Regions from separate parts of the Homo sapiens genome. Here region 1 is linked to region 2. Evidence: read pairs that join two places in POLR2A ChIA-PET (ENCODE). Cell type or tissue: Panc1. All regions are shown on one strand. Each heading gives the region's core, and the rest is flanking DNA. Links, peaks and the distances in the headings are about the cores only. Region 1 has its middle 13 kb from the start of PWWP2A. Region 2 has its middle 22 kb from the start of FABP6-AS1.

What was found. ChIA-PET counts read pairs that join two places held together with the same protein. Peaks named below come from ENCODE experiments on the same cell type or tissue, not always from the same donor. Only the 100,000 strongest peaks of a DNase experiment are listed, where the experiment ranks them.
Region 1: POLR2A ChIA-PET joins it to region 2 with 12 read pairs; 4 of 35 experiments call an interaction of 5 or more read pairs at or near these places.

What each region holds. Positions count from the first base shown.
Region 1 is chr5:160,130,709-160,135,094 of GRCh38, reverse strand. No RefSeq gene overlaps it. Among named protein-coding and RNA genes, the nearest start is that of PWWP2A, 13 kb to the right of the region's middle. In Panc1, for the core only: no CTCF peak of the experiment used is centred there; no DNase peak of the experiment used is centred there.
Region 2 is chr5:160,186,324-160,190,709 of GRCh38, reverse strand. It overlaps a transcript of FABP6 not described here. Among named protein-coding and RNA genes, the nearest start is that of FABP6-AS1, 22 kb to the left of the region's middle. RefSeq lists a silencer at 2,133-2,232. In Panc1, for the core only: no CTCF peak of the experiment used is centred there; no DNase peak of the experiment used is centred there; H3K4me3 peaks cover 986 bases; H3K27ac peaks cover 1,129 bases.

The DNA of each region.
Region 1 (4,386 bases), core at 120-4,119, 56 kb after region 2:
TGGCGAAACCCCCGCTTTACTAAAAATGCAAAAAATTAGCCAGGTGCAGTGGCGTGCGCCTGTAATCCCAGCTACTCTGGAGACCGAGGCAGGAGAATCACTTGAATCCGGGAGACAGAGGTTGCGGTGAGCAGAGATCACGCCACTGCACTCCAGCCTGGGCTACTGAGTGAGACTTGGTCTCAAGAAAACAAAACAAAACAAAACAAAACAAAACAAAAAACAAAACAAAAATCAAGCTATGAAAATAATCTTTCCAATTCACTTTACTCACCTTGGAATGTCCTTTTTTCCAAGCACTTGGTTCCTAGGCTGACAAAAAGGAAGCCCTTGGGCTCTGGGTGAGTCTGGAGTGGGATGCAGACTTTCTCTTTTTGTCTTTGACTTTTAAATATTGAAATAATAGAATCTACTTATGAAGTGCCAGGCACAGTGCTAAGTGATTTGCACACATTGTTTAATCTTTACAATGATCCTATGAAGTAGGTTCTATTGTTATGTTGTTTTCACATCTGGAGCAAAACAGGCTCAGAGAAGTCAAGTATCCTGTCCAAAGTCACACAGCAAGGAAATGGTAGGACTTGATTTCCCTGAGTCAGAAGGCAGTGCCTTTATTAATGAGTTCTTAGGCAATTCTTTATCATTAGTAAATTGCAGAGTTAGGATTCACATGATTCACATTCACCTCTTTTCATTTTTATTTTTTGAGATGGAGTCTCGCTCTGTCCCCTGGGCTGGAGTGAGGATTCATATTCACTTCTGACTCCAAGTTGATCTATTCAAACACATGTTGAAGTCCCAGGTTTCTCACTTTAAAAAGGAATAATAATAGTCACCTTGCAGGGTGATTTTGAGGATTAAATGAGCTAATTTACTTGCAAATCTGTACCGGAACTAGAAGTCTTTTGACTGGCTAAGGGAGTTCTAGTTTAGGCCTTTCACTAAGGGTTTATGAGCTGATTACCATCAATTCCCATTACCTTTAGTGACAATCATGGAAACTGTGAGCCCCGTGCTTAGCCCAAGAGTTCAAGAAATTAGAAAACCTGGACCAGGACCATGGGCCCTGCACGGCCCTGAGTGATAGAATGCAGTGAACAACAGGCCAGGAGACCGGGGGGGGGGGGGCGGGGGCGGGGGGTGCCTGTTCTAGTCCCTGCTGTCCCTCGGAAGGGCTGAGAAACCTTGGGCAAGTCCCTTCTCTGTAAACTGAGGGAAGAGGACCAGATACAATGTGAATTCCTCCGCGTTCTGACACTTGAGCTGTGCCCAGCGTCGACCCGCCCCACCCTCCCTGACACACAGTGTTTAAAGGCCCCGGCGCCTCCGCCTTGTGACTTCAATGCACGTGGTACTCGGTCCCCCAGTGGGCGGAAAACTCAGGGGTGGCCTTATTATGAATGAATATCGAGCAATAACCGCAGGGTTGAGGCTTCAGACAGAAGTCACTATGGTGACCAAAGCACAACGAAAGAGTGCAGGCTCCAAGAGCCCTCCAAGGTCTCCTGCCTTTCATTCCAGAGCTCTGCCGGGCTCCCTGCACCGCGAGCTCCGCTGAGTTAAGTGCCTCAAGGTCACGGGAACAAAGAAAGGGCAACTAAATTGGCTTCATCTGTTCCCTTCCTAGTCCGCATCCACAGAGCTGGATGGAGTGGGCTGAGTCCGAGCGGAATTCGGATTTGAATACAGGAACCAGCTCATACGGAAGGGGGTTACCTCTCAAGGTTCCCAGGCCAGGAGTGGGTGGGCGGGGGCTGAGGGCGGGGGTAGGAGCAGCACCATCTCCGTTGCAGCGCCACAAAGACAGCCAAGACCCAGGCCTCGCCAACGCTGGAGGAGGAAAGCGCCTTATGAATCATTTAAAGTCCATGAAAGACTCTCCTGGGACTTGCTTTTCTCCTTCACCCAGCAGAGATACCAGGGCAGAAAAGAATGTGTCATGACCCAAAGGAGAACAAAATGTCCAGGCTAGTGGAGCTCTGGCTTCTCATATGGGAACTCTCTTGTCTCTCCAACCCATCAGATCCTGGGGAACCCAGTTACGCCTATTCTTCTGCACACCCTGTCTAGAAAACCCACGTTTGGGATCTTCCTATTACAAGGCGACCAGGCCCTATTTTATTCACTTATTTATGTGTTTATTTGCCAAAAAAACAATTCGAAGATTCCCCCCTAAGAAATACATGTTCACTGTAGAAAATTTAGAAAATTAGGATAATTGAGACATGTAGATGGCCAAAAAGAAAAGAAACTCCCCATTAACCCTACCACCTAGAAATAACCGTTTACTTATTTGGTCATTTGTTTATAAATTCTATGATTTATTTTTATTTTGAGACAGGGTCTCACTCTGTAGCCAAGGCTGGAGTGCACTGGCGCAATCACTGCTCCCTGCAGCCTCGACCTCCCATGCTCAAGCAATTCTCCTACCTCAGTCTACCAAGTTGCTGGGACTACAGGCATGAGCCACTGTGCCGGGCCTACAAACAGATATAAGTATATTTTGAGACGGAGTCTCGCTGTGTTGCCCAGGCTGGAGTGCAATGGCGTGATCTCAGCTCACTGCAACCTTCACCTCCTGGGTTCAAGTGATTCTCCTGCCTCAGCCTCCCAAGTAGCTAGGAGTACAGGAATGCTCCACCACACCCAGCTCATTTTTGTATTTTTAGTAGAGATGGGTTTTCACTATGTTGGCCAGGTTGGGCTGGAATTCCTGACCTCAGGTGATCCACCCACCTCGGCCTCCCAAAGTGCTGGGATTACAGGCTTGAGCCACTGCACCCGGCTTTTTTTGTTGTTGTTTTGTTTTGTTTTGTTTTGTTTTGTTTTTGAGACACAGTTTCACTCTGACACCCAGGCTGGAGTGCACTGGTGCAGTCTTGGCTCACTGCAACCTCCACCTCCTGGGTTCAAGCAATTCTCCTGCCTCAGCCTCATGAGTAGCTGGGATTACAGGCATGTGCCACCACACCTGGCTAATTTTTGTATCTTTAGTACAGACGGGGTTTCACCATGTTGGCCAGGCTGGTCTTGAACTCCTGACCTCAGGTGATCTGCCCACCTTGGCCTCAAAGTGCTGGGATTACAGGCGTGAGCCACCGCGCCCAGCCCTCCTACAAATATTTTTTTGAAGGCCTATCATATGCAACGCACTGTACTAGGAATAGAGGTACAGAGATGAACAAGGCAGGTCTTACAAGGAGTTTTTTCTGTATAAAACTGTACACACATACCTTCCTAAAAAATCTCTGCTGTTCTAAAACTAAACAAATAAAAATAAGGTAGAGAATAGGAATTTGGTATAAAATTGAACCAAAGCAACTTAGAACTAAATATTCGGGTCAGTTTGTGTTTGTCTATGTAGTCAAAGAAACAACTGGAGGTAAACATGGAAATAGCTGCTTGGGAGTGAATGGCTATGAAGTAAATGCTAAGACTGGTGCCTGGGCCCCAGTTCCTGGCTCAGAATTTACATTGGCTGAACCAGGTGATGTCCACACTCCTACGCAGGCCTCCAGACCCTTGGAAAAGATAATGAGAAAAGTTACTGGCTCACATGTGTGATCTAATTTAACATAAACTTCACAGCAAGTATTTGAAGTAGATTGGCCAGGTGTGGTGGCTCATGCCTGTAATCCCAGCACTTTGGGAGGCTGAGGCAGGTAGATCACCTGAGTACTGGAGTTCGAGACCAGCCTGGCCAACATGGTGAAACCTCGTCTCTACTAAAAATACAAAAATTAGCTGGGTGTGGTGGCGGGCACCTGTAATCTCAGCTAGGAGGGAGGCTGAGGCAGGAGAATCACCCAGCCTGGGTGACAGAGTGAGACTCCATCTCAAAAAAAAAAAAAAAAAAGAAAGAAATGACTTATCATTCCCATATTACAGATAGGGAAACTGAGACAGAGAATAACTGTGATGGCAGAGAAGCAATTCTATCAAAATGATCTCAGGTTTGTGATTCTTTTATTTTGTCACCCAGGCTGAAGTGCAGTGGCATGATCACAGCTCACTGCAGCCTCAACCTCCCGGGCTCAAGCAATCCTCCCCACTCAGGCTCCCAAGTAGCTAGGACTATAGGCACATGCCACCACACCTGGCTAATTTTTTAATTTTTTGTAGAGAAGAGGGAGATGAGGAGTCACTATGTTGCCCAGGCTGGTCTTGAACTCCTGGGCTCAAACGATCCTCCCAAAATGCTAGGATTATAGGCGTGAGCGACTGGACCCAGCAATTTTGTGATTATTTATTTATTTATGTATTTATGTATTTATTTATTTATTTTTGAGATGGAGTCTTGCTCTGTCACCCAGGCTGAAGTGCAATGGTGCAATCTCAGCTCACTGTAACCTCTGCCTCCCCAGGTTCAATCGATTCTCCTGCCTC
Region 2 (4,386 bases), core at 148-4,147:
ACATAGGTTAAGGGAAGGGAGGAGTTCTCAAGGGCTCCTAGACTTAGGGCCCATGCAACTGGTTACTCTGAAGCTATTCCCAGTAGAAAGAGCTCAGTTTTGGGGTCAGGCAGGCCTAGATTTCAATCCTTACTTTAATCTCAAGCCTCAGTTTTCTCTTCTGTAAAACTGAGACACAGGCTGGGCGTGGTGGCTCACACCTGTAATCCCAGCACTTTGGGAGGCCAAGGTGGGCAGATCGCCTGAGGTCGGGAGTTCGAGACCAGCCTGACCAACATGGAGAAACCTCGTCTCCACTAAAAATACAAACTTAGCTGGACGTGGTGGTGCATGCCTGTAATCCCAGCTACTCGGGAGGCTAAGGGAGGAGAATCACTTGAACCCGGGAGGTGGAGGTTGCGGTGAGCCGAGATCTCACCATTGCATTCCAGCCTGGGCAACAAGAGCAAAACTCCGTCTCAAAAATAAAAATAAAAAAGCTACGACACGATGACAGTTGCACATAGAAGGTGTTAATTCTTGTCCCTTGACCAAAGAGGTTATAGATGTCCAGAAAAATAGCGTTCTGTTTAAGGTCTTGTTGCTGGATAGATAAGCAACTCCAAGTTTGTTCAGAGGCAAGTTTGTTCAGAGAGAAAGGAGGAAGATGAGTAGGGGCTCTGAAGGCAGATCTAATACAGCCAGTTCAAACCTTGGCTCTGAGCTCCTGTAAAGTAGGAATATGTCATTTTTATCTCCTATGCCTGAGATAATTAAATGAGCTATTGCACAGTGGGCACACACAGTGCCTTTGCTCACGAAATTTTGGGAGTGGATGGCCAGCAAGACACCATCCAAATCTCTAAGTCCACATCTTCTGCTGAGCATACATACCAACAACTTCCCAAAGAATAATATCCTTTATGCGATAGCTTCATCTGTATTCTCACTTCATTCCCACAACTATGCTCTGAGGTATGTCAGTAGTATATCTTAAAATTTTTTTAATGTTTTAATTTTTTGTAGAGATAGGGTCTCTCTACGTTGTCCCAGGCTGGTCTCCAATTCCTGGGCTCAATAGATCCTCCTGCCTTAGCCTCCCAAAGTGCTGGAATTACAGACATGAGCCACTGCACCCAGCCAAGGTTTAAAAGGCTGAAAAAAATAAAAAGAAGAATACAATTTCTTGGCCTGACGCGGTGGCTCATGCCTGTAATTCCAACACTTTGGGAGACTGAGGTGGGTGGATCACCTGAGGTCAGGAGTTTGAGACCAGCCTGGCCAACATGGTGAAACCCCATCTCTACTAAAAATACACAAAATTAGCCGGGTGTGGTGGTGGGCGCCTGTAATCCCAGCTACTAGGGAGGCTGAGGCAGGAGAATCACTTGAACCTGGGAAGTGGAGGTTGCAGTGAACCGATATCCTGCCATTGCACTCCAGCCTGGGCAACAAGAGTGAAACTCTTGTCTCAGAAAAAAAATAAATAATAAGTAAAATACGATTTCTTGACCTGTGAGAATCCAAATGTCAGCTGCAATAAACAAAGCTTCATGGAAACACATCATGCCCACTCGTTTATGTCTTATCCATGGCTGCCTTGGCTACAATGACGGAGTTGAATAGCTGTGACAGAGAGTGTGGCCTGCAAAACCCGAAGTATTTACTCTCTGACCCTTTATAGGAAAAGGGTGCATAAAGTGTGTACTCTAGATGTAAAAAGGAAAGAAGGAGGGAAAATAAAGAAAAACAAAAAAAGAAAAAGGGTGCAGAGCCCTGCTGTAAATCACAGCTGCAGGGCAACATTTTCTCTCAAGGCGGCAGACTGGATAAGCACCACCCAGATAATCCAGGGGCCACCCCAAGGGGATGGGGGAGGGAAGAGTTTCAAGTTCAGAGAAGGAAGGGAATTGCAGGGAACCGCTCCAACCGGGAGGGGCCTTGCAGAAATGAGTCCAGCCCCCTCTTTTTAGATGAGAAAATCTGAGGCCCAGAGACAGGAGGCAATCTGCCCAAGGCCACCCAGCACGTGGCTAACAGCCCGGTCCCGGCGCTGCCTCCTTCTCCGCAGGGAGAAGCCGGCCAAAGTCGGGGGTCGCAGCCCAGGGGCGACACCTCCGGGCCTGGGGTCTCCTCCGTTTAGCGGGGTCCCCGGAGGGTCGGTGCAGGCCGAGCGCCGCGCGGCGGCGGCCTCTCCCCAGCGGGAAAGGGGAGGCGCCTGCGGAGTGGCCTCCCTGCAGTTCCTGTTTCCCGCTCTTTGGCTTTGGAGCAAGGGCCCCCCAATCCCTCCCCCGTCCCCCACCTCCCACCGCCCAGTTCCAAGAGTCCGCCCTCAGCCAGCCGGCTACCTGGGCTGGGGATTTGCTAATGTTTTTTTCGTTTCTTTTTTACAAAGCACAGAAGACACACCCAGCTTCCTAGAGCTCTGAAGCAGCATTTGATCGCGTGTGGCTGAGGAAACTCGAGCTTGTAGCTGATAAGGAATCGGGAGGAGAGGCCGGGAGGGCATTCCTGGGGTGCTTGGCTCCAGCTACCCCATTCCACCAGGGCTTCCCGCCCCTCTGGAATCCTAGCCCGGCCCCTGCCTGCTTTTCTCCCGGGTGAATTGGGAGGGCTGCCCCAGAGGAATTCAGGAGATTCCCTCTCTTGTAGCCTGGAGAAATAAAAAATATTAGCAGGCCGGGGTCTCAGTGGCTCACGTCTGTAATCTCAACACTTTGGGAGGCCGAGGCGGGTGGATCACCTGAAGTCGGGAGTTCTAGACCAGCCTGACCAACATGGAGAAACCCTGCCTCTACTAAAAATACAAAATTAACCTGGCATGGTGGTGCATGCCTGTAATCCCAGCTACTTGGGAGGCTGAGGCAGAAGAATCGCTTGAACTCGGGAGGCGGAGGTTGTGGTTAGCCGAGATAGCGCCATTGCACTCCAGCCTGGGCAGCAAGAGCGAAACTGTCTCAAAAAATAAATAAATAAATAAATAAATAATAGCAAATATTTTTAAGGGTGCAGCTCAGAACAGTTGCTGGAGAGGAACTGTTGATGGAATGGGTAGACCCTTCAGCACTACAGGCTCAAGCTTCCCACAGCTCCCAGCTTCCATCACCTGCACCCTTGTTCCCCCAAGTCAGGGCTCTACTCCTGATCTGACTCGAGTTTTCCCTTTCCCCAGTTTCCCCACCCTTCCATGAGCTCCCCCCCAACCCCCACCCCGTGCTGTTGGTTCCTCAAGGATAACTTCTGGAGCCTCCCCTCTTCCCTGGACAGTCCCTTCACCTTTCTGCTCTGTAACTTGCCAGCTGCCTTCCTCCAGGACCCTGTGTCCTCCTTCTAGTCCCTTCAAAGTAATCTGTTTTGTTGTCGCTGTTGTTGTTGGAAACAGGGTCACCCAGCCTGGAGTGCAGTAGTGTAATCATAGCTCTCTGCAGGCTCTACCCAGCCTCCTGGGCTCAAGCGATCCTCCCGCCTCTTTCTCCTGAGTAGCTGGGACTACAGGCCGGTGCCACCTGTTTTTAATTTTCTCACACACCCTGTAGATCAGGGCCTGGGAGGTCAGTTCACTCTCTTGCAATCTTTTTTTTTTTTTCACTATGTCACCCAGGTTAGAGTGCAGTGGCCCAATCTCGGCTCACTGCAACCCCCACCCCCCTAATGCCCCACTCTCCAGCTTAACTTCCACCTCAACCTCCCAAGTAGCTGGGACCACCGATGGGCACCACCAGGCCCAGCTAAGTTTTTGTATTTTTGGTACAGACGGGATCTCACCATGTTGCCCAGACTGGTCTCAAACTCCTGAGCTCAAGTGATCCGCCCTCCTCGGCCTCCCAGAGTGTTGAGCTTACAGGTGTGAGCCACCACACCTGGCTCTTGCAATCCCTTTCTCCTCCCTTCTTCCAAACACATTACCACCTGTGGGTTCATTACATCAATCTTTCCTGCCCACAACTCTTCTTGTTCCTCTCTTTTGCCAGCTTCTTGGAGGTGGCCCTCACTGGTGTTGGGAACAGGTGCTTGGTGTCATAAAAAACAAAGGATCTCTCAGCAAGGCTAGTTTACTTTCTGCAGAAAGGGTGCCATCACTATCAGTAATTCTCGCAAGAGCACACACGAACAAAGGAGACAGGGTCATTTATAACCTGATGCATCCACCCTACTGCTGTGTCCAGTTTCCGTTGGCTGGAAGGGTACCTCACATTCTATACTTGTCCCGATTGGCTAGTCATTTAGAACTTTCCGAAAGAGGCAAAGGCAGAGGAGAACAAAGGAAGGAGGAAGCAACCTGTGGAATGCTGAGAAAGGTAAAAACACCTCCGAATAAGGAAGAGGAACAGGCTATGACCTACTGCTTGCTTGGATCAGTATAAGCACGCCAGGGCAAATATCTAGGCTAAAATGTGGGTGCTAAGA